7 separate regions of the Mus musculus genome follow, and regions 1, 2, 4, 5, 6 and 7 are each linked to region 3. A link is a loop called in an ENCODE intact Hi-C map of the cell type or tissue named here. Cell type or tissue: left cerebral cortex. All regions are shown on one strand.

Region 1 (4,000 bases), 89 kb before region 3:
CATGTCCACTTCTGTCTTCTGTTCGCATGGCACAGACCTCAGTATCTTTGAGCCCCATGATCAGCAGCACCCAGAAAGGTCAGCTTTACAAGAACCCATAGACTCCTCCGACTCCTACGCCACTGTGATGATCCCCACAGCTTGGTGGAGTCAGCTGTGAAGTGGAAACCTGTGGCTTCTTTGGAAAGTCAGTTTTGTCAGATGGTGTTTTGCTGGGGCAGACATGTTTTCCTAAAGCAGACACATGTGAGAGGATGTTTTGCTAAAGCAAACATGTAAGAAGACACATGATGTCAAGAAGGACACAACAGACGCAGGCGACACTGGATGGTGTTGGTACACCTTGCCATTCCTTAATTACCATTGTTTGTCCTCACTTCATAGAAATGCACCAAAACTCTTGGTGGTTTTCTGGCAGCTTCTGGCTACTTCCTCAGATTTGGGATGACTGGCAGAGTGATGTCGGCTGAGTTTTGCTAAGACAGACTCACGTGGTGAGGCAATACCCATGGAAGGACACATGATGTTTGGAGGAGGGAGTACACATAGGACCCAACATTGATGGCAAGCTTGCATGGCTGGACTTACAATGCTTCAGTGTCTCACTCATATCTTCATCTTTGCTGATTTTCACTTCATTCAGAGAGGCATAATATAGAATTTCTCCTGCCGGTCCTGGTGGCTCCTGCTGACTTGTGCTGATTCATTGAGGCCTGGGTGTTTCTGCTGGGTCATGCCACCACTGCTGATTCATGTTTGCTCTCCTGACACAACTGAACTAGACACCTGATATCCTGACAATTAGAGATTGAACTCGTCCCAAAGAACTGTTTCTAAACAGGTATGGTTCACTTCCCCTGTATCCTAATACACTATTTCTTTTCACTATCTCTGGAGGGTGATGGGCTAGAAGGAAGGTTAAAGCATTTCAGAACTCTTATTAAAAGTAGGTTTTCAAAAAACCAAAAAAAAAAAAAAAAAGTAGATTTTAAAAAAAATTGAAGACTACACAGGTATTCCAAGTTTGGTGGGGCCAGGCGTGGTGGTGGCCTTTAATCCCAGTACTTGGGAGGCAGAGGCAGGCGGATTTCTGAGTTCGAGGCCAGCCTGGTCTACAGAGTGAGTTCCAGGACAGCCAGGGCTACACAGAAAAACCCTGTCTCAAAAAACCAAAAAAACAAAAACAAAAACAAAAAACCCAACCAAGTTCAGTGGAGAAGTTTCTAGAAGAATTAGCAGACTCTCATAGCACCCCCAATCAGAAAGTGACCTAAGTATGGGAATTTTGTGTCCACAGAATTCCTGACACCCAACCCAAACAGACACCAAAGGGCACTGAGCCAGCCCTGGGAATTGGCTCTCACCTTAACCCAGGAATCACCTTGAGACTATATTATAAAACATATATCTTAGCTAGGTATAGTGGTGCATGCCTTTAATACCAGCACTTAAGAGGCAGAGGCAGGTGGATCTATGAGACAGAGGCTAGCTGGGTCTACAGAGAGAGTTCCAGGAAAGTCAGAGATACACAGAGAAATCCTGTCTCAAAAACAAAACAAAACAAAACAAAACCATGTATTTTATTCTATTTTTAATTACATGGGTGGGTGGGTGTCTGTGTGTAGGCATGTGCACATGTCTGAAGATACCAGAAGGGGGCACTGTAACACCTGGAGCCTGAAGGAATCCAGGTTCTCTGCAAGAACAGTGCTTACAATTCCTAAGTCCTGCGCCATCTCTCCAGCCCCCTAATTAAGGACTTCAGTTCTGCATAAGGTCACAGCCCCTGCCTCTGGAGCATGAAGACACATTGCTGGGGAGACACAGTACAGTCTACTCCCCTGATGGACAACTCACGCCTGGGAAAGAGGCATGCCTGCCAAAGAGACATGGCCTGCCTAGCTAGGAGGTAGCTAAGGTGGTGGTGGGGCTGTTTTATAGGGGGCCGGGGGACCCCCCCCTCCCACTGCAGATGGAGCACCTCCCCAGGTGGACAGCTCAGTGGAGGCATCCCTCTGGCTAAACTCCCTGGGATGGTATGACCAGCGCGTCATAAAAAAGCCACCTCTGGCCTTGTATGGAGCCACTCTGGGTATCTCCTGGGGAAAGGACCTGGCAGGCCCCATTTTCCCTAGGAGATCTGAGCAACCCCACGCCCACTATCCCCTCCTAGACTCAATGTTCAGATGGAGTGGCCTTGGGCAGGCCAGGACTGCTTGTAGTCACCATGGCAACAGGCTGGCCTTGTAAAGATATTAAAGAGAGCAGGCCAGCTGACACTGGGGCTCTGTCCTGTGCAGAGAGTCTAGTAGGAAAGAGTAGGAGGGGAAGGCTACGAAAGGGATGTGTGTTCCCTGCACGCTCAGCTTTCCCTTCCACTGGCTTGGCCCTCTGCTCTTTCCAGCCTCATAGCCTTGCATCAGATAAGCCAGCAGCAGCTACCTCAGGGCTTCTGCATGGAAACCAGCAAGGGGCATGGCAGTTGACTAGAGCTCCATGGAACTCTCCATTCCTCAGTTTACCATCTGAACCTCCTTAACAGAGGGCTATCTCCTGCTTGCTTGTCACCTCCATGGTAGCCAGGAAGAGAGCCTGGAAGAGAAGCAGGGCTTGGCTATGCAGGAAAGCAGCTAGAAAAACACTTGCAGGATTATCCAGAAGAGCTGCTCTCGGGACCTCAGGTGGGGACACAGCTGCTGTGCCTGGACAGGGCAGCTGCCCCTCTGCTAATGGCTGAAATGGAGAAAGAGGCTCAAAGACTAACCCTGGCCTTCCTAGTGTTAGGGCAGCATGCACCCCAGGAGAGGCCGATAGCACACAGTCCTGGGGGGCCCCACCCTTGGGCCACCTATCCAGAGTTCTCTGAGAGGGAGAGCTAATCTCCCTGGATTCTAAAAGCACAGCAGGAGGCAGCAAGCTCAGGGAAAGTTGGAGGAGCTGCTGAAGTGCAGGAGGGCAGGGACAAGGGCCTTGGGGGGAGTGTGTGCAAGGGCAGGGACCTAAGACAGCACTGAAGCCACGCCTAGATAGAGACTGGGACTCCTTCCCCACTACATCGGACACCTTGACTGCCTCCCCTGCCCATGCTGCCCCAGCCCTGTCACCACCCACGTCCCCAAGCTCTCCCGGAGAGGTACCATCTGCTCCCTACAGCTAAGCTCTTAGATTCCACAGAGCCAGGCTGTTGCACTGTCATGGCCTCACACGAGGATTTCAGCTCACCTAGGTGGAGCAGAACCAGCCACCAGGCAATAAGGACTGGCTTGCTACAATCTCCAACAATGGGAAGAGAGGGCTCTAGCGTGGCAAGGAAGATGGGGACAAGAACTGTAACCTCTCATCCAATCCACTCCTGTGGAGAGGGTTTGTGTGCCCCTATTCTAAGACTTTGAAATACCTGATCTCTAGATTCTTCCCCTCTCTGCCGTGGATGGGAGTCAGGACCCATACGAGCCATTGAGGACTGAAGGCAGGACCCTATGCTCAGCAGGGCGTGGGGACCAGCACTCAGGCTCTCATGTGCTCACCCCAGCCACCCACCGTCTCCTTCTCTGCTCCCTTGCAAGTCTAAAGGAAGATGCCTGAGCCAGAGCCAGGATATGTTTTTCTCACGTGCCCTACATGCCTGACGGACCCACCCGAGCACAATCCAGTAACCTAGAGCACCCGAGGTTTAAGTGTGGCAGTGATGAGGGATTGGCAGGGGCAGCCTGGTGCAACTACGGACAGTGTGCGAGGGGCTCGGGCCAGTCCCTCCTCACCCTGGCAGCCCCAACCCTGCTTCCCATCTCTCTAGATGTTCTGGACATTTCTCGGCCCCACAGCTATACAAGATGTGGCCTTTCAAGTCTGGCTTCTGTCATGTCCTGTGTGTTTGGGGTCCATCTGGCTCACTGCATGCCCCAGGAGGAGCACACAGCGTCACTGTTTATCTATTTCTCAGATGACTGACACTAGGCATGCTTTTCTATCTTTTGGCGGTTGGGAATAATCTGTGAAC
Region 2 (4,000 bases), 57 kb before region 3:
AGATGGCCACTGCAGCAACATAAGGGCTGTGGTGGCCTGCATATGCTTGGCCTGGGGAGTGGTACTGTTTGGAGGTGTGGCCTTGTTGGAATAGGTATGTCACTGTGGGCATGGGCTTTAAGACCCTCATCCTAGCTGCCTGGAAGCCAGTCTTCTAGTGGCCTTCAGATAAAGATGTAGAACTCTGAGCATCTCCTGCACCATGCCTGCCTGAACACTGCCATGTTTCTGCCTTGATGATAATGGACTGAACCTCTCAACCTGTAAGCCAACCCCAATTAAATGTTGTCCTTATTAAAGAGTTGCCTTGGTCACGGTGTCTGTTCACAGCAGTAAAACCCTAACCAAGACAGGGTTCTCCCCCTCCTCCTCCTTCTTTCTTTCCTCTATGAGTTACCTTGGCCATGGTGTCTCTTCCCAGGAATAGAAGAGTACTAAGAACATTGGGGTCACCAGTTGTGGGTTTTCTACTCAATGATAGTAGAAGAGGCAAGATGGCTCCTTGGATAAAAGGATCTTGCCACAAAGTATGAAGACCTGAGTTCAGTCCCTGGGACCCCCACATAGTAAAAGAGAACCAACTCCTGTGTGCTATCCTCTCCCGAATACACTCACTGTAGCACTGTAGCATGGTGTGAGAACAGAAGTGCCCTCAGTTTCCAGGACTATGACATCCTTTCAGCTCAGCATCTGGCTGTCTCATCCTCTTGCTTCTTCTTAATCCTAACCCACTCTGCCTATGTAACCCAGGGTAGCCTTGAACTTGCATCCTCCTGCATCAGCTGAGGGTCCTGGCTGTATGTGCAAGTGTGTTATTTAACAATTGAATGCAGGGCTTCACACTCACTAGGGGAATGCTCTGTATGGATCCACATGTCACATTCACGTTATACTGTGCACAAGTGGAGGCAGATGACATCATATGTCCTGCTCTCTCCTCTCAGCCAATCTCTTTGCAGAATCACTAGTCCTCCACTCTCCACAGGTTACAGACACTGTTTTCTTCATGGGTGCTGAGATCTGAATTCATGGCACTCAGCTGTATGCCAATTTTCATTTTATGTGAATGTGCATGGTGTGTGCAAACCATGGAACACATATGGAGTTCAAAGGACAACTTGCAGATGTCAGTTCTGTCTCTCCATCATGTGGGGCCAGGGGTCAAATTCAAGTTGCCTCTTCGCTGTCTCACTGTCCCTCTAATTATTTGGTTTCATCCATCACAAAATCTGGCTGCTATGTCTTTATTTGGGTTTTGATAGCAGGGTTTCACCTGGCTGTCCTGGAACTCACTCTGTAGACAAGACTGGCCTTAATTTCAGAGATCCTCCTGCTTCTGCCTCTCCAAGTGCTGGGATAAAGGCCCGTGCCACCACCATCCGGCCATTGGCCACTGTCATAAGTAGCATTTTGGGTAACAAAAAGTCTGAGGTTCATGGGAGGGTGGCTCTGTGACTTAAGACTCGGGAGGCAGGAGATCTGTGTGATTCATGTACCTTGCTCCTCACAGCCACAAGATGGCTGCAGAAGCCCCTGGCATCCTGTCAGCAGAAGAAGGAGCAGGAAAGGGGAGGGGGCAACAAAGTCTCTCTCCTGTCCCAAGAAACTTCCGACCCCTCAGAGCTTGTTGGCCAGAGCTGGGAGCTGTGCCCAGATTGAAAAACAATCCCAGCCAAAGGCACTGCCAAGAACGGTTCGGACCGAATCTTAAATCAACCCCCAGGGCTGGGCACATGGCTGCTGGCAGCATATCAGAGCTCTGGTGGTGTGGAGGGAGCTGTGGCTGCTGGGTCAGCCCCTGGGAGCACTAGGAGGGGCTAAGCAGGGGCCCTGACTTGGGTGGTAAGGTAGCTTGGCGCCAAGCGACAACAGTGCCACAAACACCAGATTTAGAATGATGACTGGCATTCACTTCTCTTGTGTATGGGCATCTTCTGGCGGGGTCCCTCTCGGCCAGGTCCCAGGCTGCAGAGACAGGCGGCCAGGTGCTGCCAGCACCAGGGAGCACAGAGAGGGATCTCAGCCGTGAGAATGTTCAAGCTGGAACTGACTTCTGGAGAGCAGAGCCAGGGGCGGGCTTCCAAGCTGGCCAGGTCCAGGCGGATTCCCACCTCACACAGCTCCCCGGAGGCCCCCGTGGCCTGACTCACCGCGAGGCCCTGGAAGTCACACTTGGCCTGTCTCTCGGGCCTGCAAACCACCGTCCCCTGAGAGGGCAGTTTCCCACAGCCAGAGCCCAGGTGTGGAGGGAGGTTCCTGAGGACCTTGGCCAGACCTCTAGGAAGAAGCCGGAAACAGTGTCCCTGGGCTCAAGGCAGTTCAGGGGCCTAAGGCTGTAAGATTAAAGACAGAGAAAGACCAGGGGTGGTGATGCTACCAATCCGCCCAAGGGCATCTGCCAGACACAGGAGCTGGCTTCTTTACGTGTAATGAGATAAAAACCAGGGGCTCAGTCATATTAGGTCTCGCCTTTGCCACGAAGACCTGCCCTCAGTCCCTCACTGGGGGATTCTAGGCAGGGACTCTACCGTTGAGCCACACCCATAGAACCTAACTAGAGGATTCTAGGCAGGTGCTCCACCCCTGAGCCATACCCCCACCCAGCCCCTCACTGACAGAATCTAGGTAGGGACTCCAGCCCTGAGCCACACCCCCAGGCCCTCACTGGGGCATTCTAGGTAAAGGCTCCACCCCTGAGCCATATCCTAAGCCCCTGAGGGGTTCACTGAGGGACTCTAGGCAGGAATTCCACCCTAAGTGAGACATACCCCAGCTTGGTGAGCTTGCCCTTAACCATATGTAAAAGTCTGTGCGTTTGACTCCGTGCACAGATGCACATGGATTTGCATGTCCATCTTGGCCATGTTAACTCATGAGTTGCTGTATGTCCTTGAACTCAAGTATGCCCTAGCTCTTAGGGGTGGGTGTGTGTGTGTGTGTGTGTGTGTGTGTGTGTGTGTGTGTGTGTGTGTTTGTGTGTGTGTGTGTGTGTGTGTGTGTGTGTGTGTGTGTGTGTGTTATATGCATATACTGTGCACAGGCATGTTTCCCTTTCTCTGAAGGACACAGACATTACTGACTGAACGTGCAAGTCAGCTTCTGCTAATTAAAAACAGCTTTTTTATGTTTAAAGTTTACAATACAAAAAATAATTTTCCTTTCTTCAGGGGGGTGGGGTGGGCGCCAAGGAAGGGGCAGGGGCCCCCAAGAACATTCCATAAACTGGCTCAGATGGCTCTGCACAATCGCCCTAGTTAGATACACTAACCCACCCCCACCCCTGGCCCCACTGCAGGCTCTCTGGCTAGCTCATTGGGGACAAGATGTTGTGAGGTGCTATGTGATCTGGGGGACTTGTGGTTGGCAGACACTTCACCCTGCCCCTCTGCAGAAGGCAGCTACAATGTCTTGGTGGGTTGTTTGGATACCCCTGGCAGCCTGGGTCCACTCTTCTATAGATCAGCCCTTGCTTTAGTAGCCACCACCCGAGACTTACTGAGGAAGGTAGCTGGAGTACAGGGAAGGGACCTTGGGATGACAGCCCGACTTCTTAGAGAACTGTTCGAAGTGTCAGTCACTTGTCCCCAACTGTCACCCTGTGCTGAGCTGGGCTGGGGCAAGGATCCTGAAGGGTCTGGCACTGGAAGAAGCATCCGGGAGAATGGAGACAGGTCTGCTGAATCTGACCCATCATGGCCTCAGAGGCTTATCTGCAGTTGTATGTGTGTGTGTGTGTGTGTGTGAGAGAGAGAGAGAGAGAGAGAGAGAGAGACTGAGCAGAGATGGAAGCTTCTGGGGGCTGTAGCAACATGGAGAGGTCCCTCACCAGCCTCTCGTGCACACCCTCTTCCAGGCTGCCCAGCAAGCCTGGCTCCTCAGCCCAGTTGACACTCAGAAGCCCTGCAGCTCTCCATTCAGCAGGGAAGCTGAAGAGAAAGGGATAGAGGGGCCCCCAAAGCCCGAGGTCACACAGGTGGCACAGGTCACACTGGTGGCACAG
Region 3 (4,000 bases):
AGATCTCTGCTTTCTAGGTCTTTGTCTTAGTTTGCCCCTTGCTTTGTCCGTGTCCCTAGAGTCTCCGGCCCCACTTAGTCTCCATTGATTTCCTTTCCGACCGAATACTCGGTTTTACCTCCCACTGATTTGACTCCCTCCTTTGCTTGTCTCCATCGCCGTGGCATTGCCATTCCTCTGGGTGACTCTGGGTCCACACCTGACACCTTTCCCAACTTTCCCCAGCCGAAGCTGGTCTGGTATGGGAGGCCGCCGTCCCGCGCGCGCCTCCTGCTGGCCGCGCCCCAACACTGCCGCTCCATTCTCTTTAGAGCGCCCGGGCCCGGGCGGCGGGGTGTGCGAGCCGCGGGGCGGCGAGCCCAGCTCGGGCCCGGTGCGGCGCGAGCTCAAGCAGTTCCTCGGCTGGCTCAAGAAGCACGCATACTGCTCGAACCTTAGTTTCCGCCTGTACGACCAGTGGCGTGCTTGGATGCAGAAGTCACACAAGACCCGAAACCAGGTAGGAAAGTTGGGGGAGGCTTGCGTGGGGGGTAAAGGAGCAGAGGAAGAGAGAGACCCGGGTGAGCAGCCTCCACAACACCGCACTCTTCTTTCCAAGCACAGGACGAGGGGATCCTGCCCTCGGGCAGACGGGGTGCGGCGAGAGGTAAGGGGGTCTGGGTGAGTGGGGCCTACAGCAGTCTAGATGAGGCCCTTTCCCCTCCTTCGGTGTTGCTCAAAGGGATCTCTTAGTGCTCATTTCACCTACTGCAAAGAGCCCCAGGTTTTACTGCATCATCAAGTTGCTGAAGGGTCCAGGCTTAATGTGGCCTCTTTTCTGCCCTCAGGTCCTGCCGGCTAAACTCTAAGGATAGGCCATCCTCCTGCTGGGTCAGACCTGGAGGCTCACCTGAATTGGAGCCCCTCTGTACCATCTGGGCAACAAAGAAACCTACCAGAGGCTGGGGCACAATGAGCTCCCACAACCACAGCTTTGGTCCACATGATGGTCACACTTGGATATACCCCAGTGTGGGTAGGGTTGGGGTATTGCAGGGCCTCCCAAGAGTCTCTTTAAATAAATAAAGGAGTTGTTCAGGTCCCGATGGCCAGTGTGTTTGGGGCCTATGTGTTGGGGTGGGGGGAGGGGTAGCATACCCCCTCCCCACCTATAAATTTCGATCCTGTTTTCTAGAACACTACCTGTCCCAGAACTCCTTGGGGGTGTGAAATCTTACACCTGCTCTCCCTGTTTCCCTGGAGAATCCCCCCTCACCCCAAGATGGCTGACCCATCCCAAGATACAGAGCTGATGGGAAAGCTGCAGAGGGAGAATTCTTTATTGCGTGAGGCACATTGGAGGGCAGCCCAGCAGGGCACGACCTCAGCCAGCTGGCGGTCAGGGCTGGGCTCGACGCCATGGGCCTCTTTTCCCGGCTTCCTCTGGTCCCTGGGGAGCCGCCCTCACTCGGCAGATTCCGCATCAAACCTGAGTTCCTGCAGAACCTCGCCGATCGCCTCCATGGTTTTAATTACCCTACAAGAGCGGATGGAAACTATAAATAAAACCCAGATGGGGTGAATTAGCTGAGCTGCACAGCTAGCGGGGAGGGGGGCTATGGCAAGCCTTGGGCCCTCCTGCTTGCTGCCAAACCTCAAGCCCAGCCTGGGAGCATGCCCAGGAGGCCGGGTGGCTCGTTGGGTCACAGTAGGCTCATGGGAAAGGCCATGGTGGTGGGGGGAGGGGATGTTTGTGCATGCCTATCTATGCATAGAGACCTGCAATAGACCTAGAGGGGTTCACAGGGGAGCAAGTGACTGGTCACATTCAAACTCCTGAAAGCAGTGGAAACTGTAAGAGATGTGATATACATGCACATCCTAGGAAGTACGCATCTGGGAGCACCAGAGTGCATCAGAGTGTCTGCCCTCTCTGACTGGCTCTGCGCTGGGCTGACTCAATCTAAGGTGCCAATCTAAGGTGGCAAGCCAAGGGGCCAACAGGGCTCACTTTATTTTCAGCTGGTGCAACTTTTCAGGGTCCTGTTCTGACACTCCTGGTGTCCCCATCACCTGCAACAGTGCCACCTGGAGGAGGAAATGGGAGTTACAGTAGACAAAAGCCACACAGAGGGAAGGAGGGCCAGGAGTGGACTCTAAGGAGAGCAGAGCTTGAGTGGGAGGTAGCGTATGACTTGCTTTTAGGGCTCTCCTATGGAAGGAGGTACAGAATATGGTCACAGTTTGGAAAAACCAGGGAATGGTGGCAGGTATGGTGGGTGTGGCCTCCACCCCAGTGGCCGGACATGGAGTTCGAATTCTAGGATGGAAATGGAACTCTGCAGAGTTTGGGATTCTGCACTAAGAATTCCAGACCAAAGAGCTACATGGTTTACAGTGGGCAAGCTCCTCCCCTGCTACCACTGGCTATAAGGTTAGGGTAGGTGGGGTCTTGGGATCTGGGTCAAGGACCAAGGATGACAAGTGTCTGAGGATGTTTGTGGAAGAAGTAGTTTGTGGGTTCCAACGGTGATAACCCAGAGTTAGGGACTTAAACAGCCACAGTGGTCGATGCGTTGGGTTTCTGGAGTTCTTAGGACAGCTTTACAGAGGGGCTGGTATAATTAAGCAAAAATTTGGGAGGGAAATGTAGTTAGCCAGGAAAGAGTGGGAGAGGGCCCAAATGCATAGAGGTGTTTGGCAAAAATAGTAGTAGGTCGGGGTGGCTGGGAATGGGTTGTGGACCATGCCCCACTCTAAAAGGAGAGGGGTGGTGGTCTTACCGTGGCCAGGCGCGTCTGTTCTAGCTCCTGCAGGCTGCGCACGTGGCGGGCGAGCACCGGTTGCGCTCGAGGCCCTGCCAACTCTGCTTCCACTGCCAATACCTCCCGCGAGGCAGCGGCGAAGGCCTGGGTCACCTCGTGCACGACACTCCGGTAACTCGGGAAGTCATAGTGCTGACCACTGAGCAGGTACTGACGGTGAGCTCTGCAGTGGACCGGGAGGATGCTGAATCGACACGCTGACAAGCAGACCACGCTCCCTGCTCCAGCTACGTGGAAGATACCCCCGACTCGAAAGAGACAAACCCGAACTCCACAGACTGGGTCTGTCAGGACAGAGCTAGTGCTTAACCATCTCTGCACTCAGAGAAATGAGGGATCTTGTGGAGGGTCACACCACAGCTGCTCCCGCCAGGCCACGCCCACGGTCACATGCTGCTCTACACCTATCTACCCTGCTACTAAAAGCTACACCCTCAGCTCTACCCAACTCCCCCAAATAGACAGGCTTCAGTGTCACAGATCCTTTTACCCACCCTTCTAGACTTCGCTTTCAAGTACGCCCTGCTCCCGGCAGCAGCACTCCTGCATCTCCTGGACCAGATCTGGCTCTCTCCCCACCTCTTCCGACCAAGTCCACAACCTAGGTCCTCCCAGCCACGCCTCCAGCCGCCTCCCCTCAGGTCCCCCTCAGGCAAGCTCTCCCAGGGCCCGCCCCCTCCTCCAGCCCAGCCCGCTCACTGGTCTAGACGGCGGAAGGCCTGTGCGCGTTCATTCTGAAGCTGCTGAATCCTCTGCACCAGTGTAGCGATCGGGGCGTCTCTCTATGGGGGTGTGGGGCCATGAAGCCGGAGTCCTGAGCCCATCCCGCCACCCCGCGCCCGTCCCACCCGCAACCGGGCTCACCCAGGCCCACGCGGACTCCGCAGACCCGGGACCGTCTGCAGCAGCCAACACCTCTGTGGCGGCGGTGAGCATGACTGCGCAGTCAAGTGGCACTAGGGAATGGCCGCTGCGCCCCCTGCCGGCCGGGAGGTCCACCACCAGCCCGCGCGCCTTTGAATTCGTTTTTTTTTTTTTTTTTTTTTGAGACAGGTTTTCTGTGTAGCCCTGGCTGTCCCTGCCTCTGCCTCCCAAGTGCTGGGATTAAAGGCGTGTGTCACCACCGCCTGGTGGAACTCTAAATAGTTTCTAAAGCAACTAAATGGTTAGTTCCAGGGCTGTGTACATCCGCCAGA
Region 4 (4,000 bases), 160 kb before region 3:
CAGGAAGACGTTGCGGCAGCCACAGTTGTAGCACTCCAGCACGGTCTCGCCCAGAGGCCCGTCCTTGTGCAGCGTCACTTCCTTGCATTTTGCCCTCACGAGGTGATTCACAATGTGGCTGAGACCAGGAAACCATCGCAGTTAACACCCCAAGCTTGGCTTCTCGGCACCTCCAGGTCGGCTACCCCATGCAAAATGTCCAGTACTGCTCATGGTCTGTCAGCACAGGCCAGATGGTCACACCTCAGGGGCACAGGTGCCCAGGGAGCCTCAGCCCCGCTCGCTTGTTCACTGACTCACACAACCCCTCCATTTCCTCTTTCTCTAGCCCCAGCACATGGTGCTAACTTAACCTCTGGCAGCCATGCTCAGCAAAAATGGCTCCTTCCAGGTCCTCTTTTTCCATGCCTATTTAAACAAACAGGTCACCTCCTGGTCTCTATAGCAAGGAGCTGCCCTAAGGACCATAGCTCCCATCCCTTCCCCGTCACATATGAGGACATGGCCTACCCCAATAGTGGCCCACATTGGCTGGCCACCTCAGGGCCCACAGGCTCTGCCAGTTCTTCCTGACTGTCTTAGTTGTCTTTCTGTATGATCCCATGAAACCCCCACTGTAGTGACCATCCAGCCATTCTTAGCTTTGTAGGTCTTACTCCTCCTTCTGAGAATGGGATGTCTTGGTCCCTGAAAGTGACTTTAAGATCTTTTAAAGATGATAATCCCTGCCTCACTGTAGACCTGGTACCTACAACCTTCTGTGGCATTCTTTTTACAGAATGTCCTCAGAAACAAGCCACACCCCTGGTGGCAGTGGGAAACAGGCACACCTGGCTCAGTTGTTTCTCTCCAACAGTGTTTACTGACACTTGCATGGAGAGCCAGCATGATATAGGGATGAGTCTAGTTGTTCCTAATGACTTAGGATCTTGAACCATTGGTTCCAGAGACAATCAAGTCAACTGGCTCAGCTGGATGCCCTCAACCTCCCAGGAACAAGGACAGGCAGGCCATGCCAGCCTCATTTCATGAGAGGCAGGCACAGCCTGAGAACAGAATTAAGCCAAACTCCTCACATAATGAGCGAGGCAGAGAATCAATCAAGGATAAACATGTCGAAGCGTTCACACGCCACCATCTGTTTCAAGTTACACCAGTCAAAGGGGGAGCCCAGGTTCACCAGCACCATCTCATTCCAGCTTTGCTCCAACAACACCGTAACTCACAGCAGCCCTAGTGTTGCTGATTAAACACACATGCATGGCTGTCAGCTACCTGCCAGAAGTATTTCCTCGGCCATTGCAGAACCACTTCTTGCTGGTATTACAGTAAACCACGCAGGCAGGATCATGGATTCCACAGTAACTGGAAAAGCCCAAACATCAACAGTCAGTACTGGCCTGCAGCTTTCAGGTTTGGTTAGTGTGAGGGCAACACAGATGCCTGAGTGGCACAGGCCCAAGGCAATCCTGGCCCCTTCCCTTCAGCCTGCAAGTTTCTAACAAGGTTGTGGGAGCACCTGACTCCAGAAGGCAGGTACTGTGCAACCAGAGAATGCTCAGGCCCAACCCAGGCTAAGGGAGGCCCCTGAATCACTGGGTCTCCATAGCTCTGTTGTGCACCGGCAGGCTGGGGCCATGAGGTGTCAAACCAGAAAACGCTCTCACTGGGCTCTCTCGTCTATTCCTGGTGGAAAGGACGACTAGGGCTCCCAGATCAGCCTGCCTGTAGCTCTGGTTTTATCCTCGAAAACACTTGTCAACCAGGAGAGAGCCATTATAACGGAAAGCAATAGGTGTGGAGAGGAGAGGCCAAAACAGCCCTGTAGAGGGCGGCAGATGGCTACAAAACCCTAGTAAAGACAAGCTCTGGCCTTGCTGGGTGTGTGTGTGGGTGGGTGGGTGTGAAGTTAGCTGAGCTGGGTATTCCACAACAAGGACATTCCAACTCTTTAAGCCTCCAATGCCCTCATGTGGCCCTGATGGAGCTGATTTAGTCAGGATCCATGCCCTGCCTTGGCTCTTCAGGGTCCTTGCTGAGTGGCTATGGCAGGGGACCCACAGAACCCTATGAATCTGGGGTGTTAGGTACTGTGCTCTGGGTTCTGAACAAGGAACCGGTACTCTGAAGCAGGCCACCTCTTGGTCCTGGAGCCCTGCAGCATACCTGCAGGCGTGGACTGGGAGGTCCTTAGTGTAGTATGTGTCCTCTTCATCTTCCTCGAAGTTCAGCTCAGCTAGCAGCTGGCTGGTCTTGGCCACACTGTCATCCACAGCCCCATTTTGCAAGATGCCCTCTGGTCCAACCTAGAGAGAACACAGTATCACCAGTGCAGGCCACCAAGGGCACCCAGAGGCCCCACTCCTGAGGTCTATGCTACTGAATCCCGTGCTCCTCTACTGAGCAAAAGGATTAAAGAGTCAATGCTGGCTGGCAACAAGGGGCCACTCAGTATGGCCATGGGGCTCTCAGCCAAGCCACAACTGTCCCCACAGCCTAAGTGCACAGAACAAGATGATTGCTTGAAACCTGTCATACCACTGTAGGGATCACTATGTAACACAATGACATATGCCTGTGTCCTACTATCATGGAGGCTGTGCAGGCTGAGGTAGAAACCAGGCAGCTATTGCCTTCCATGCCCAGGTTGTGCCTTATGGTGAGGAACATATAGCCACGAAGTTCCTCAAAGTCACAGCATAGGATGTCTGCACTGAAGTCCCACCACAGAGACCTGACTAGCCTGAGGGGGCACAGCTCCACCATCACCCCAGGAACTTCAGCTCCAGAGCACTAAGTCAGCATCCCCCCAACACTTAGCCACCGGGTTCTTCAGGAGCCTAGAAGTAGCAAGTACCAGGACTCAAGATAAGAGATAGGAGCAGACACCTCCTGATCAACCATGGTGAGCTCTCACTATGGTTATCAGTCATGCTGTTCAGCCCCCAGCCTCAACCTTCAGCCACTTCCCAGTATAGATATGAGCCTTCCAAGCTGCATGCAGACAATCACCAGTCATTTCTCATACCCTAAACATGGTGCCCAAGAAAGGCTAGGATCCCTGGGTCAATTCCCAACACTACCAAAATACACCCTATGACTGGGACACATGGGGACTCAGCCTGGCTGCAATCATCCGGGGTCTGTACTGATTTTAGAGACAGGCAAAGGGGAGTGTGCTCTGCGATCTAAAAGCTTTTAGACAAGGAAGATGCAACATAACTTCTGCATTCATCTTCCTCAGCACTAGAGACAAAGCCTGGGCCTCATATGTACCAGGCAGGAGTTTTACCAGTGCTCTCTCTAGCCCTGGCCTCAATTTCTGGACCACACCATTTAATCATTGCAAAGGATCTCTTTTTTTGTTTGTTTGTTTTCCGAGACAGGGTTTCTCTGTATAGCCCTGGCTGTCCTGGAACTCACTTTGTAGACCAGGCTGGCCTCGAACTCAGAAATCCGCCTGCCTCTGCCTCGCAAGTGCTGGGATTAAAGGCGTGCGCCACCACCACCCGACGCAAAGGATCTCTTTAAAACTTTGACGAAAGATACAGAGCAAGGCAGGTATTGGAGGCAGAGGATTATGAAGAGTTCCACGCTGGGCTGGATGCCTCTAAGTGAGCATGTAGGCGACATTATTTCTCACTGAGAAATGCCTGTCCCACATGGCCACTAAAGAAACCTTTCTCAGCAGGGCAGTGGTGGCACATGCCTTTAATCCCAGCACTTGGGAGGCAGAGGCAGGTGGATTTCTGAGTTCTAGGCCAGCCTGGTCTACAGAGTAAGTTCCAGGACAGCCAGGGCTACAAAGAGAAACCCTGTCTCAAAAAACCAAAAACCAAACCCCCACCCTCCCAAAAAAGGAAAAGAAGAAGCCCTTTTTCAGAGCCACACACAACTTTGTCTGTGTGTGATGATACTAGGGAGTGTCTATAAGTAGGATTATTACAGACCTTGACTGGCTCACCTCCCTGAGCCAAGTCCTATGGGTCAGTAGCTTTGG
Region 5 (4,000 bases), 150 kb before region 3:
GGTGTGGAGCCTGTGGCACGGGGACCACGCACCTGCACTCCTTGAACCTTAGTTACCCCGTCTGTCACTTGGCTCGTGGCCATTCTCAGTATTCATCGATTGAATAAATGAGTAGGGAGCGGGGACTCTGCCAAATGGTAGTCACTGCTACCCCGAGCACTCCTGAAGCCTGTGAAGATAAATGCTTCTTTTGTCTTGCGATCAAGTCGCACTGGTCCGAGCTAGCCTGGGAATCGCTGAGAAGGGGTCAGGTCCCCTAGAACTAGTTATGAATGGATGTGAGCTCCTCTTGTAAGCGCTGGGTGCACAACTCTGAGCCATTTCTCCGGCCTGTTTTGGTTTTGATTGAGGGTCTCACACTGTAACCATGGTTGGTTTGGAATTCGGGGGAATCCTCCTGCCTCAAAGTGCCTGGTGGTGGGGTGACAGGTGTACATGCAATGTTGACCACGGAACTAAGGGCTCTTGTGTGCTAGGCAGAAGCTACCAACTGATGAGCATCCACAGCCAGCTGCGAGACTTAGAGAAACACTCCTCCCTGGGTTTCCTTCCCACTCTTCAGTGGAGGAAGTGTAAGTGTTGCAGCTCTGAAGGGAAAGGCATTCCCCCCACAGAAGTGTATCTGCTCTGCTTGGGCAGGGGGAGGGGTGGAGGTGGTTCCCCAAAGTGTTTCAGCTGTGCTCCAAAAGATCCTGGCAATTGGGAGCCAAGAAATAGAACAAAGTCACAGCACACAACAAACCTAACACGAGATTTATTGCGAGGGAAAAACCCAGGAGGGTGGCTGCCTCTGCTTGGGTGGATCTCCCAGTAAGGACACTCCTTAAAATCCAAGCACTCAGGAGTCGAAGGCAGGGAGATCTCTGTAACTCTGAGGCCAGCCTTGTCTACAGAGCGAAGTTCAGGACACCCAACATTACATCATCTCAAAACACACAAAAACAGATGCTGAGTGTAGAGGCGCAGTCTCCCAGGACTCTGGAGATGGAGACAGAGCAAGGATTCAAGGTCATCCTAAGTTGTATAGCAAGTTTGAGGCCAGCCTGAGGTATATTAGAACTTGGCTAAAAAACACAATGAAACAAACAAAAACAGATAAGTAAATGTTCCATCAGGCCAAGGATTAGTTAGCCCAGTTCGCTGCAACCTTCCATAGAGGGACAGTAGTGCCTGTAGCCACTGCTCAATAAAAGGTTCTCTGTTGCTTTGTTGTTTTTCAATTCTTAGTACATTTATTTAGTTGTGTGTGGGCACACTTGTACATGCACAGCACATGTGTGGGATCACAAGACAACCTACAGGTATTGGTTCTCTCCTAATAATGGAACTCGGATTTGGTGACAAGCCCCTTTACCCACTGAGCCATCTCATCAACCTCTTGGGTCAGTCAACAGGATATAAGATTAAACCACCAGAGTCCAGACTTCAGTTGTCTTTTTGGAGTAGGATCTTTGAGAGTTCGAGACCAGCCTGGTTTAAAAAGTGAGATTCCGGGGCTGGTGAGATGGCTCAACAGATAAGAGCACCCAACTGTTCTTCTGAAGGTCCTGAGTTCAATTCCCAGCAACCACATGGTGGCTCACAACCATCCCTAACAAGATCTGGCGCCCTCTTCTGGAGTGTCTGAAGACAGCTACAGTGTACTTACATATAATAAATAAATAAATCTTTTTTTTAAAAAAAAAGTGAGATTCAGGATAAACAAGAGAACCATTGTCTCAAAAAATTAAGCCTGGCGGTGGTGGCACTCGCCTTTAATCCCAGCACTTGGGAAGCAGAGGCAGGTGGATTTCTGAGTTCGAGGCCAGCCTGGTCTACAGAGTGAGTTCCGAACAGCCAGGGCTACACAGAGAAACCCTGTCTCTAGAACCCCCCCCCAAAAAAAATTAATTAAATCTTTAAACAAGACAAGTAATTGCTCAAGACCTCTTCTCAGGCAGGAGTCCTCCAATCCTGCATGTGGCACATGGTGTGCTCTCAGTCCCACTGAAATCGGTGGAAAAGAATTAGCCGGGCGTGGTGCATGCCTTTAATCCCAGCACTTGGGAGGCAGAGGCAGGCAGATTTCTGAGTTTGAGGCCAGCCTGGTCTACAAAGTGGGTTCCAGGACAGCCAGGGCTATACAGAGAAAACAAAACAAAAACAAACAAACAAAAAAAAGACCAAAAAAAATTTTGTTTTTGTTTTTTGAGACAGACCCTGCCTCACACAAGCTGGAGGGTGAGGAGGCACACCTAGCATCGTCTGAAGTCAAGGGCTCCTGTGGCGAATGTCCTGTACACACAGGCTTGTGCTCAGGCTATGCATGTCTGAGATTTCTCAATAGTGTCCCAGTGTCACAGCAATGTGTGCTTTGTTAAACTAAGGTCACAGAGGAAGTGTGGGGCCACTCTGTTTCTCCTCCTTCTCCTTCTCCTTCTCCTTCTCTTATTTTTAAATAATAGACTTTGTTAGGAAGGAAAAATGGCCAGACCTGTAGTTTATATACTGACTCATGTCTGATGGTCTGTAACCTCCGGCCATGGGAAGATGAACCCACTTGGTGGGTCTCAGACTTCAAGACAGGAAAGATACATAATGAAGTGGCCCAAAGTCTGGTACTGGGGCTCAGCTTGGAGCTCAGTTATTGTACAGTGCTGGTAACTGAGTAGGACACCTCTTTATCTGACTGCACAGGACCCTGTGTTCTGTCTCCAACTTCTCACAAGCTGGGTGTGGTGGTGCACAGCTGGCCCCACCCCCTCCCCCACCCCAGCACTCAGGAGATAAACAAGATTTCAAGGTCATCTCAGATGAACAAATTTGAGACCAGCTTGTAGATACTTTGTGGGTTCTTCTTTCTTCCAATATTTCAATCCCCTAAAACTAGATAAGAAAGAAAAAAAAAACAGAGAGGAAAGGAAGAAAGAGATCTTTAAATAAAGTCAGGGATTGAAAAGGGGGCCACAATAGGTTTAGAATATTTCCTGCTGATTAGGAGTTATTGAGTTCCTTGCAGGCAGCTTTGATCTTTGCCATCAGGATATCTAATTTCTTCTTGTTGTGTATCTTCTTTGTGCGTAACTACATAGCAAACTGCAACGAATCACTAACCAACACCCCACCCCTCTTGGGGCTTTCACATTTGTATACCCTCTGAAAAGTCCCCAGTGTTCCAGAGCCACACAGTTACAGAAATTCTCTGCAGCTGGCACAATCACGCCCCTGCTAGAGCACAGGACAAATCATAGTCAGCTGCCATGGACACTGGGAACAAAGCTGCCCCATCTTCCACACCTGGGATTAAAGTGACCAAAACATTGTCTTATAATATTTCTGTGTTTTTCAAAGAAACCAAAACTGTAAAATTTCTCACTATCCCAGCCTGTGCAACATTATGAGAGGCCCTCTCTCTCAAAAAAAAAAAATATCAGAATAGGAGGCTGGAGGGATGGCCCAGAGGTTAAGAGCACAGGGTGCTCTCCTAGAGGACCTGGGTTTGGTTCCCAGCACCCCACCCACGTGGCAATTGTAACCCCTGATACTTTCTTCTGATCTCCATGGGTACCTGGCATGGGCACCAGGTACAAGCGTGATGTACAAAGGTACCCGAAGGGAAACATCCAGACCTGTAAGATAAATCTAAAAGATTTTTAAAAATCAAAACAGAAGGCCAGAACCTTTAGTCCTAGCACTCTGGAGATGAGGCAGGTGACTAAGAACTCCAGGCCTGCTTGGTCTACATAATGAAACAATCTGAAAAGCAAATAAATAAATCAAATAAATGAATCAAGAGTTTGAGAGATAGTGTCTTAGTCAGGGTTTCTATTGCTGTGATGAAACACTGTGACCAAAAAAGCAAGTTGGGAGGAAAGGGTTTGTTCAGCTTAAGCTTCCACATCACTGTTCATTGATGAAGGAAGTCAGGACAGGAACTCACACAGGGCAGGAACCTGAGGCAGGAGCTGGTGCAGAGGCCATGGAGGGGGGCTGCTTGATGGCTTGCTTAGCCTGCTTTCTG
Region 6 (4,000 bases), 64 kb before region 3:
GAAAGTCTGATGACACACACTTGACATGGAAGGATAAGGCTCCGCATCCACTCCACTTGGCCAAGAACCTAGCAAGGCCAGCTATGCCTGTCAAATGGCCCAGCCACCCAGTCTGTTGGCAGCTGTTCCCTGTCATGCATGGGAACCAAGCAGCCACCTCTATGCTGACTCCAAACATGGAGGAGGGATATCCTCAGCTATCCAGGAGGGATAACATCTCCTTCACGGCAGAAGTAGGAGTACCAAGGAAGGCACAGGTGACAATGATACAGTATCACCTCCTCCTCAGGTGCCAATGGAGTGACAACTGTGCCCTCAAATAACGATGAAAGGACCCCTTTCCTTTAGGTAACAATGAAGGGTGACAACCGTCCACTCAGGTAGCATTAATGGAGACCTGTCCACTCAAGTAGCATAAAGGGTGACAACTATCCCCTCAAGGTAGCAACAATGGGGCCACTTATCCACACAGATAACACTAAGGGAACAACTCTCCCTGAAGGTAGCAAAGATGGTGGCACCTATCCCACCAGGTAGCAATGAAGGGTGACACCTGCCCCACCAGGTAGCAATGAAGGGTGACACCTGCCCCCTCAGGTAGCAATGATGGAGTCGTAGGTCCTACGAGGTAGCAATGATGCAGTCCCTGTACCATCAGGTAGCAATCAGGGGGGTGACACGTGTCCATTCTGATAGCTATGATGATGGCACATGTCCCCTCAGACAACAATAATAGATGACACCAGTCCACTCAGGTAGCTGCGATGGGACCACCTGTCAAGTCCAAAGAGCAATCTCGCGAGCAGCCGCTCAGCGCTGTGGCGGCGTGGGGACACCTGCGGCGGCCGCAGCCCCGCCCCCGCGTCTCTTCCTCCTCCCCTCCCTCCTCCCCTCCCCTCCCCCGCGCTCTCACCCGCGCGGCCCGCGTCAGGCTCAGGTCCTTCATGACCTCCTCGAAGGCCGCCGTCTCCTCCGCCTGCTTCTGGTTGTGCAGTGCGATCTTCTCGCTAAATTTCCGCGGATTGTTCGAAGTCGCCATCTTCTCGCCGCCTCCTCCTACTCCTACTCCTCCTCCACCTCCTGGCCCCCCCCACTCTCGGGAGCCACCGCGCAGGCGCCGGCCGGGCCCACGGCCGGAGAGAACGCGCAGGCGCAAGCACGGCCCAGAGCGTGGCGCCGGCGCGCGGGAGAGGCGTGTGGCGTTGGGGTGAACACGCCTGCGCGTGCCTGGGCAACGCGTCGGGAGCCTGGGAGGGGCGTGCCTACGCAGGCGCACTGCAGTGCGCGTGGTTCGCTGGACAGCGGTCCGGGTCCTGTCCCATCAGCGAGGGACTTGAGTGGCAGAGGACACGGCAGAACTGATGCCTGCATTCACTGGACTCCAGCATTCGCTGAGGACTTGTTGGCGCGCCTGCTGTATTCCAGGGCACAGGCATGAACAGAGTGGGCCCTGGGCTACACAGCCGGGGAAGGGAGCAGACTTCCTACCAGGAATTGAGCAGGGGTCCCAAAGTACAGTTCCTGGGCAGAGCCTGACTTGGCACACAGAAGCCGGGGTTCGGTCCCCAGCAATACACACACACACACACACACACACACACACACACACACACACACACACCACACTTATAATAAAGTTTCAAATGGGAGAAATGTGCTGCGCCTTCTAAGAAAAAAGACAGTACTGGCCATGATGGTACGACCAGCTGGAGCCAAGGGGATGGGGAATTCAAGCCACCCTTACCTGTAGAGTGAGTTCAAACCAGCCTGTGACACAGGACACGGAGAAAAAAAGACAAATGGGGGGGGGCTCTCTGGAAAGATGGAAAGATTGCTCAGAGACTAAGGGCACCTGCTGTCCTCGAGAAAGACCTGACTTTGTGATCCCATGGAATAGCTCATATGCCCTTGCAACTAAGGTTCTAGAAATCCAACGCCCTCTTCTGGCCTTGGCAAGAAGTTAAATATACACATAGCATGTGCACACACACACACACACACACACACACACACACACAGAGATACATAGATAAATGTTTTAAATTTAAAAATATTGCCAGGCAGTGGTGGCACACACCTTTAATCCCAGTATTCAGGAGGCAGAGGCAGGCAGACTTCTGAGTTCCAGGCCAGCCTAGTCTACAGAGTGAGTTCCAGGACAGCCAGGACTACAGAGAAACCCTGTCTTGAAAAAAAAGAAAGAAAGAAAAATTAGAGAGCTAAGGTCAGGCATAGTGGCACGTGCCTTTAATCCCAGCAGAGGCAGGCAGTTCTCTTTGAGTTCAAGGCCAGCCTGGTCTACAAAGCGATTACCCAGTCAGGGCTACACAGAGAAACCCTGCCTCAGAAAAAAAAAAAAGAAAAGAAAAGCAAGCAATAAATAAATAAAAACAAATAGAGCTAGAGAGAAGGCTCCGTTATGCTAGCATTTGCTGTACAGGCACACACATTAAAGTTTGGCGTGGCCATTGAGTGCTGCAGATAGGGGACTGGCCAATCACTCTACTGAAAGGGGAGCCTCACGTTCCATTCAGTGGGATGCTCTGCTTCACATGAAGAAGTAGAAGGGATCAGAAAAAGGCACACATGTCTGTGGCACACATGCACACACACACACATGCTGTGCTGAAGGAGACTGTATGAAACCCAGACCACACAGAGGAAAACAGAGCCTCAAGGTGGTAAGACTTTGAACTGTGTGAAGCTGGAGACACAGGCCTTTCCGCTACTGGGGCCATTGTGTCCTTCCAAATTTACTTAGGTCCATCTTTCCTACCTGGCAATGCCTGAGACCACCATCTCTGCCAGGAAGAGGGGAGATGGGACACACTTCTGTCTACCAGCTAGTTCTCACTATTGTCCTGAGAGGTCAAAGGCACAGACAAAGCCTACAGCTGCCTGGAAGGGGGACCCCTGGCTATAATTGGGCTCTGACTGTGATCCTGGCTGTCTCCCATGGCTTTAGAAGGCTTTAGTGAAATTAATGTGCATTGATAAACACCAGCTGTCTCTGCCATTTACTCTGGTCTGAAGGGAACCCATCACAGACACAGGAGAACAGAGCAGACATGGGCTGGGAGGGAGTAGAGGTCAGCAGGTAACCACCTGGGGGCTGTGTCCTCACTCCATTCACCCCACAGCCTTGGCTGTAACTTATCAGTCCTATCCCCCAGAGTGGTGGAACAATGGCCTGACGACGACTGGATCCATTGGTCACTGCCTCCCAGGATGGATGAGGGAGATATGGAGAGAATCATACACCCAGGTGTCCCCCTCCCTTATTTCCTCACACTTGTCATGCCAGCATTGGGGAAACTGAGGCAGAAGGATTGAACGTTCCCAGGCAGGGTCTGGAGAGATGGCTCAGTAGGAAGTGTGGTAGTCTGAATACAAATGGCTCCTGTAGGGGCTGGAGAGATGGTTAAGATGGAGCAGTGGTTAAGAGCACTCACTGCTCTTCCAGAGGTCCTGAGTTCAAATCGCAGCAACCACATGGTGGCTCACAACCATCTGTAACAAGACCTGATTCCGTCTCTGGTGTCTGAAGACAGCTACAGTGTACTTACATATAATAAATAAAATAAATCTTTAAAAAAAAAAAACAACCAAATGGCTCCTGTAGGCACATATTAACAGGTAGTGGCACTACTTAGGCAGGACTGGGAGATGTGGCCTTGTTAGAGTATCACTAAGGGTGGCTTTGGGGTTTCAAACACTCAAGCCAGGCCCAGTGTCTTTCTTCCTGCTGTCTATGGATCAATGTAGAACTCCCAGCTCCTTCTCCAGCACCATGTCTGCCTGCATGCTGTCATGCTCCCACCATGACGATCATGGACTAAACCTTTGAAACTGTAAGCCAGCCCTAATTAAATGTTTTCTTTGTAAGAGTTGCCTCTTCACAGCAATAGAACAGTGACTAAGGCAGTTGGTAATTGGGTTTGAATCTCATCTTCCACACAGCAGCTCATAACCATTTGCAGCTGCAGCTCTAGTTACAGAG
Region 7 (4,000 bases), 170 kb before region 3:
ACGCAGTGGGCTCCGCTGACTCTCTTGGACACCTCCTGGGAGGAAAATGCTCCCTGTCTGCCATCGTTTTTGCGACCACCTCCTCCTCCTGCTCTTGCTGCCCTCGACGACCCTGGCCCCCGCGCCAGCATCCATGGGCCCCGCTGCCGCCCTGCTCCAGGTTCTTGGGCTTCCCGAAGCGCCCCGGAGCGTCCCCACACACCGACCTGTGCCTCCTGTCATGTGGCGCCTATTCCGTCGCCGCGACCCCCAGGAGGCCAGAGTGGGACGCCCTCTGCGGCCATGCCACGTGGAGGAACTAGGGGTCGCCGGAAACATTGTGCGCCACATCCCCGACAGCGGTGAGTAGGGGGTTGTGGTTGGACAAGGGTCCATGAGACTGAGGGTCCCCCACACCACCTGTCCAGCCTGGTAACTAGCTGGGGCCCTGTTTTCATAGTCCTCTAAAAGCAAGGACACGTGCTAGTGGCTTCCCAGTGCCCAATCTCAGCCCTGCCCCCATCCCGCCACTTCATATCCTTTGATGCCTTCCTTCAGGTCACTTTTCTGGGCCTCCAGGTCCTGGCTGGCACGTCTCCTTTCTGCTCATGTCTGCAACTGTAGGCACGGCGCCCTACAGTGTCCCTTTTTTGCAGCGGGTGCCCTGCCCCCACCCCATCCATCAGTGGGGCTCCCGTCTCTCAACACTTCCCTTCCTCCTTGTCTCAGCCCAGCCGGTTTGCTGGGACATCGCGCCATGTCCGCTCTCTCCTTGCATCTCCAGGTCTGTCCTCCAGGCCCGCACAACCCGCCAGGACCTCGGGGCTGTGCCCCGAGTGGACAGTCGTCTTTGACCTGTCGAATGTGGAGCCCACAGAGCGCCCAACACGCGCGCGCTTAGAGTTGCGGCTGGAGGCTGAGAGTGAAGATACAGGGGGGTGGGAGCTAAGCGTGGCACTGTGGGCCGACGCAGAGCATCCAGGGCCTGAGCTGCTGCGCGTGCCGGCGCCACCAGGGGTGCTCCTGCGCGCAGACCTACTGGGGACTGCAGTAGCCGCCAACGCATCAGTGCCCTGTACTGTGCGCCTGGCGCTGTCACTGCACCCTGGGGCCACTGCAGCCTGTGGGCGCCTGGCTGAGGCCTCCCTGCTGCTGGTGACGCTGGACCCACGCCTGTGTCCCTTGCCGCGATTGCGGCGCCACACGGAGCCCAGGGTAGAAGTTGGTCCAGTGGGCACTTGTCGTACCCGACGGTTGCATGTGAGCTTCCGTGAGGTGGGCTGGCACCGTTGGGTGATCGCGCCGCGTGGCTTCCTAGCCAACTTCTGCCAGGGCACGTGCGCACTACCCGAAACGCTGAGGGGACCCGGCGGGCCGCCTGCACTCAACCACGCTGTGCTGCGCGCGCTCATGCACGCAGCTGCTCCCACCCCGGGTGCAGGCTCGCCCTGCTGCGTGCCAGAGCGTCTATCACCCATCTCCGTGCTCTTCTTCGACAATAGTGACAACGTGGTCCTGCGACACTACGAAGACATGGTGGTGGATGAGTGTGGCTGCCGTTGACCACCCGGGACACCCTTTCAGGGACCGCCCCACGCAAAAGCAGGGACTGTTTGTTCATGTTTTATTGGTGACAAAAAGCTTAAAACAAATTTGACTAAAAATTAAGTTCCATTGCGTTGGCGCAGGTGTGCCTGGGTAGGGGTTGGGTGGCTGCCGCGGGAGGTGGGGGTCCGGGGCAGGGCGCCCAGCAATGAGGCCTCCACCCTCGATGGGGAAGAACCCGCAGGCCGTGCTCACGAGTTCGCCTGTGGCCTCTGAAGCTCAAACTCAAAAACAAATCCTCCGGCTGCGGTGCAGGCGGTGATCCCAGGCTGCGGGGCTCAGGCTTCTCAGCGCTGCCTTTCCCGGAAGCTTCTCGCATCTCTCAGGTTTAACAGTCAGGTCTCTAGAGACAAACCGATCCAAGTACTTCCCATACTCCTTTGAAAGAATCTTTGAAGGGGGTAGGGGGGAGGAAAGGAAAACCAAAAAGAAAAAAAAAAAAAACCAAACAAACAAACAAAAAAAAAAAACCAAAAAAAAGAAAAAAAAAAGAAAAACCAGAAAAACCCCAAACACCGTATTTTCTTTAAATGAAACCCCTTAGCGCTGGGACCGCGCACTGATGCTCCTGGCCGCCCGCTTGGGCACAGAAACGCGAAGTTCGTCCTGCTAAAACGTAGCCCCTCAATCACGAGAAACAAAGAAAAAGAACAGCGGGGCCGGTCCTGGCGAGGCCTCTCCCTCTGGCGGGCACGGCGCTGGGCCGGCCTCGCAGCGGTGCGGGCCTCTCTCCTCTCGCCGCCCACAGGGGGCGCCCGCTCCTCGGCGCTCCGCTCTGTCGTCCTCCCTGGCCGCTCTCTGCTCGCTCTCGCTCCTCTTTCCTCTCCTCTCCTCGGCTGCTCACACAGTGGTGCTTCAGTTTTAGCAGTGGAAAACAGGTATCCATTTATTTTTATTTTTTATTACCCAGAATAAGATGCTGATAGACTAAGCCACATAGCTTAGCTCTTCCTCCGCTACCTGTGATCAGGGACAGGGTTAGAGGTGTCAGGGCCAGTAGAGGCAGGACCTGCCAACACACCATATCTACTTGCCCAGTCTGTCTGGGAAGACCCTGTTTGCACACGTGTGCAGAGAGCTGAACCCACCAGGGCACTTGCCTTCTAGTACTGGGACAGCCCGGTGACCCCGCCGTGCTGGTATGCCCGCTCTCCCTGGTATGTGGAGTCTTGTGAGAGTGCCACGTCAATCTGTGATTTAAACTCATCACCGAGGTAGCTGTCCTGAAAGGCAAAGGTAGTGTGAACATGGCCAGGAAAGCTAGTAGCCCACAGCCACCCAGTCCGCAGACCCGAGGATGGGAAGAAACCCCATACTGCAGCCAGAGTGGCAGGGTGACAGGTTCAGATCCATAGCAGTAGAGTTCATTCACCCTTCAGAAAGGCAGCATCATGGTCTCATGTGTCCCCTCACCCCTCCACCCCCTTTTCTCTGCTGTAGGATGCAGGCCCACCTGGGACAGTTCTGGCTGGGAGAGGCCAGGCTGGCTCATCTGAGAGGGCTGGCTCATGGACACGTAACCCTGTGTGAGGGCACCCTGTGAAAAGGGCTGGGAGGCCACGTCCTGGCTGGCCTGGCTGTTGGGAAGGGTGGTCTGGCTGGGCCCAGGAAGCCCAAAGCGGTTCTTCTGGCGGCCCCCACGGCCAGTCTTGGTTTTTGGGGTGCCCCGACCTGAAAGACAGCAGTGAAATATGGCAAGGTCTACCTAAAGCTAGGAGGAGAGCCTGGGCAGTAGAGATAAAACCGCTTACCAGCTGCCGGCCCGTTGGCCTGTCCGAAGTAGCCAGGTGGCGGCATGGGAGGCATGACCAAGTTGAAGGGAATAGGGATGTTCATGGCAGCCACGTGGCTGGGGCCTGCGCTGATCATACTAATCTGGTCATGGGTCTGGAAGTACATGTTCGAGGGCCGGCCTGCAAAACATTTGAGTCAGATGCAGGGCTCCAGTGGACACTGGCTGCCATGAACTAGCTGCTGGGCCAGCCAGACAAGTAGGGAGGTCGAGTGTGTCTTGACATGCAGAGTGCTGGTAGAGGGTAAGAAATGACAGAAGGGTTGGTGAGATCTGGCCACGATGGAACTTTCTAGACAAACTTGGAAGCTTCCAGAAAGCAGAGGCCAGCCTAGCTGAGGTAGACACAGGTTTGTTGCAGGATACAAGGGCAGCAGCACTCAGGCAGACAGGTGGCCTTAGCAGTTCTAAAGGGATCATGGCCCAAACCACTAGCTGAGGCCAGAACAGCTCTTGGGGACCTGGTTGGAGAAGCTACAGAAGCTACTGGACAAGTTCCAGACGGAGGCCACCCATGGGGCAACAGGTTCGGAGTGGGACGTGGGAAGATAAACACATGGGTTCTGGCCAGGAAGACTCACCCTGGCTGCTGCGGTCATAGACAGACCCGGGGATGATGGCCTC

What was found. Hi-C counts contacts between places; a loop is a spot of excess contacts. Peaks named below come from ENCODE experiments on the same cell type or tissue, not always from the same donor. Only the 100,000 strongest peaks of a DNase experiment are listed, where the experiment ranks them.
Region 1: a loop joins it to region 3, with 6 times the contacts of the local background. A loop is called at or near these places in 30 of 42 quality-filtered maps.
Region 2: it touches region 3 in a loop (2.5-fold over the local background); 8 of 42 quality-filtered maps call a loop at or near these places.
Region 4: it touches region 3 in a loop (5-fold over the local background); 10 of 42 quality-filtered maps call a loop at or near these places.
Region 5: a loop joins it to region 3, with 3 times the contacts of the local background. A loop is called at or near these places in 8 of 42 quality-filtered maps.
Region 6: a loop joins it to region 3, with 2.4 times the contacts of the local background. A loop is called at or near these places in 7 of 42 quality-filtered maps.
Region 7: a loop joins it to region 3, with 2.9 times the contacts of the local background. A loop is called at or near these places in 8 of 42 quality-filtered maps.

The regions. Positions count from the first base shown.
Region 1 is chr8:70,414,036-70,418,035 of GRCm38, forward strand. All of the region lies in intron 1 of Crtc1 (CREB regulated transcription coactivator 1), which reads right to left. Among named protein-coding and RNA genes, the nearest start is that of Crtc1, 24 kb to the right of the region's middle. In left cerebral cortex, a CTCF peak has its summit at 1,650 (motif pointing right); DNase peaks (open chromatin) are centred at 1,676, 2,294 and 3,126; H3K27ac peaks cover 2,551 bases.
Region 2 is chr8:70,446,190-70,450,189 of GRCm38, forward strand. No RefSeq gene overlaps it. Among named protein-coding and RNA genes, the nearest start is that of Crtc1, 8.6 kb to the left of the region's middle. In left cerebral cortex, a CTCF peak has its summit at 1,518 (motif pointing right); a DNase peak (open chromatin) is centred at 1,665.
Region 3 is chr8:70,502,994-70,506,993 of GRCm38, forward strand. Crlf1 (cytokine receptor-like factor 1) reads left to right here. Exons shown (of 9, transcript NM_018827.4): 7 at 312-499; 8 at 604-646; 9 at 828-1,085. The coding sequence ends at 841. Rex1bd (required for excision 1-B domain containing) reads right to left here and starts at 3,759. Exons shown (of 5, transcript NM_025577.3): 1 at 3,669-3,759; 2 at 3,504-3,586; 3 at 2,763-2,967; 4 at 1,991-2,067; 5 at 1,302-1,516. The coding sequence starts at 3,740. The coding sequence ends at 1,444. In left cerebral cortex, CTCF peaks have their summits at 272 (motif pointing left), 474, 2,072 (motif pointing left), 3,785 (motif pointing left) and 2 weaker places; DNase peaks (open chromatin) are centred at 256, 1,499, 2,063, 2,966 and 2 more places; H3K4me3 peaks cover 1,393 bases; H3K27ac peaks cover 1,688 bases.
Region 4 is chr8:70,342,060-70,346,059 of GRCm38, forward strand. Upf1 (UPF1 regulator of nonsense transcripts homolog (yeast)) reads right to left here. Exons shown (of 24, transcript NM_030680.3): 2 at 2,167-2,306; 3 at 1,276-1,365; 4 at 1-118. Among named protein-coding and RNA genes, the nearest start is that of Upf1, 9.2 kb to the right of the region's middle. In left cerebral cortex, a CTCF peak has its summit at 1,809 (motif pointing right); a DNase peak (open chromatin) is centred at 1,855.
Region 5 is chr8:70,353,605-70,357,604 of GRCm38, forward strand. No RefSeq gene overlaps it. Among named protein-coding and RNA genes, the nearest start is that of Upf1, 2.3 kb to the left of the region's middle. In left cerebral cortex, a CTCF peak has its summit at 1,648 (motif pointing left); a DNase peak (open chromatin) is centred at 617; H3K4me3 peaks cover 603 bases; H3K27ac peaks cover 1,014 bases.
Region 6 is chr8:70,438,520-70,442,519 of GRCm38, forward strand. Crtc1 (CREB regulated transcription coactivator 1) reads right to left here and starts at 1,054. Exons shown (of 14, transcript NM_001004062.2): 1 at 914-1,054. The coding sequence starts at 1,039. In left cerebral cortex, a CTCF peak has its summit at 1,932 (motif pointing left); a DNase peak (open chromatin) is centred at 1,173; H3K4me3 peaks cover 1,568 bases; H3K27ac peaks cover 1,080 bases.
Region 7 is chr8:70,329,936-70,333,935 of GRCm38, forward strand. It overlaps Gdf1 (growth differentiation factor 1), which reads left to right. Exons shown (of 8, transcript NM_001163282.2): 7 at 1-341; 8 at 764-1,657. The coding sequence starts at 47. The coding sequence ends at 1,542. Cers1 (ceramide synthase 1) reads left to right here. Exons shown (of 8, transcript NM_138647.3): 7 at 1-341; 8 at 764-1,653. Upf1 (UPF1 regulator of nonsense transcripts homolog (yeast)) reads right to left here. Exons shown (of 24, transcript NM_030680.3): 20 at 3,958-4,000; 21 at 3,336-3,497; 22 at 3,038-3,255; 23 at 2,685-2,807; 24 at 1,558-2,544. The coding sequence ends at 2,688. Among named protein-coding and RNA genes, the nearest start is that of Gdf1, 16 kb to the left of the region's middle. In left cerebral cortex, CTCF peaks have their summits at 995 and 2,324; DNase peaks (open chromatin) are centred at 683, 1,106, 1,757, 2,318 and 2 more places; H3K27ac peaks cover 2,497 bases.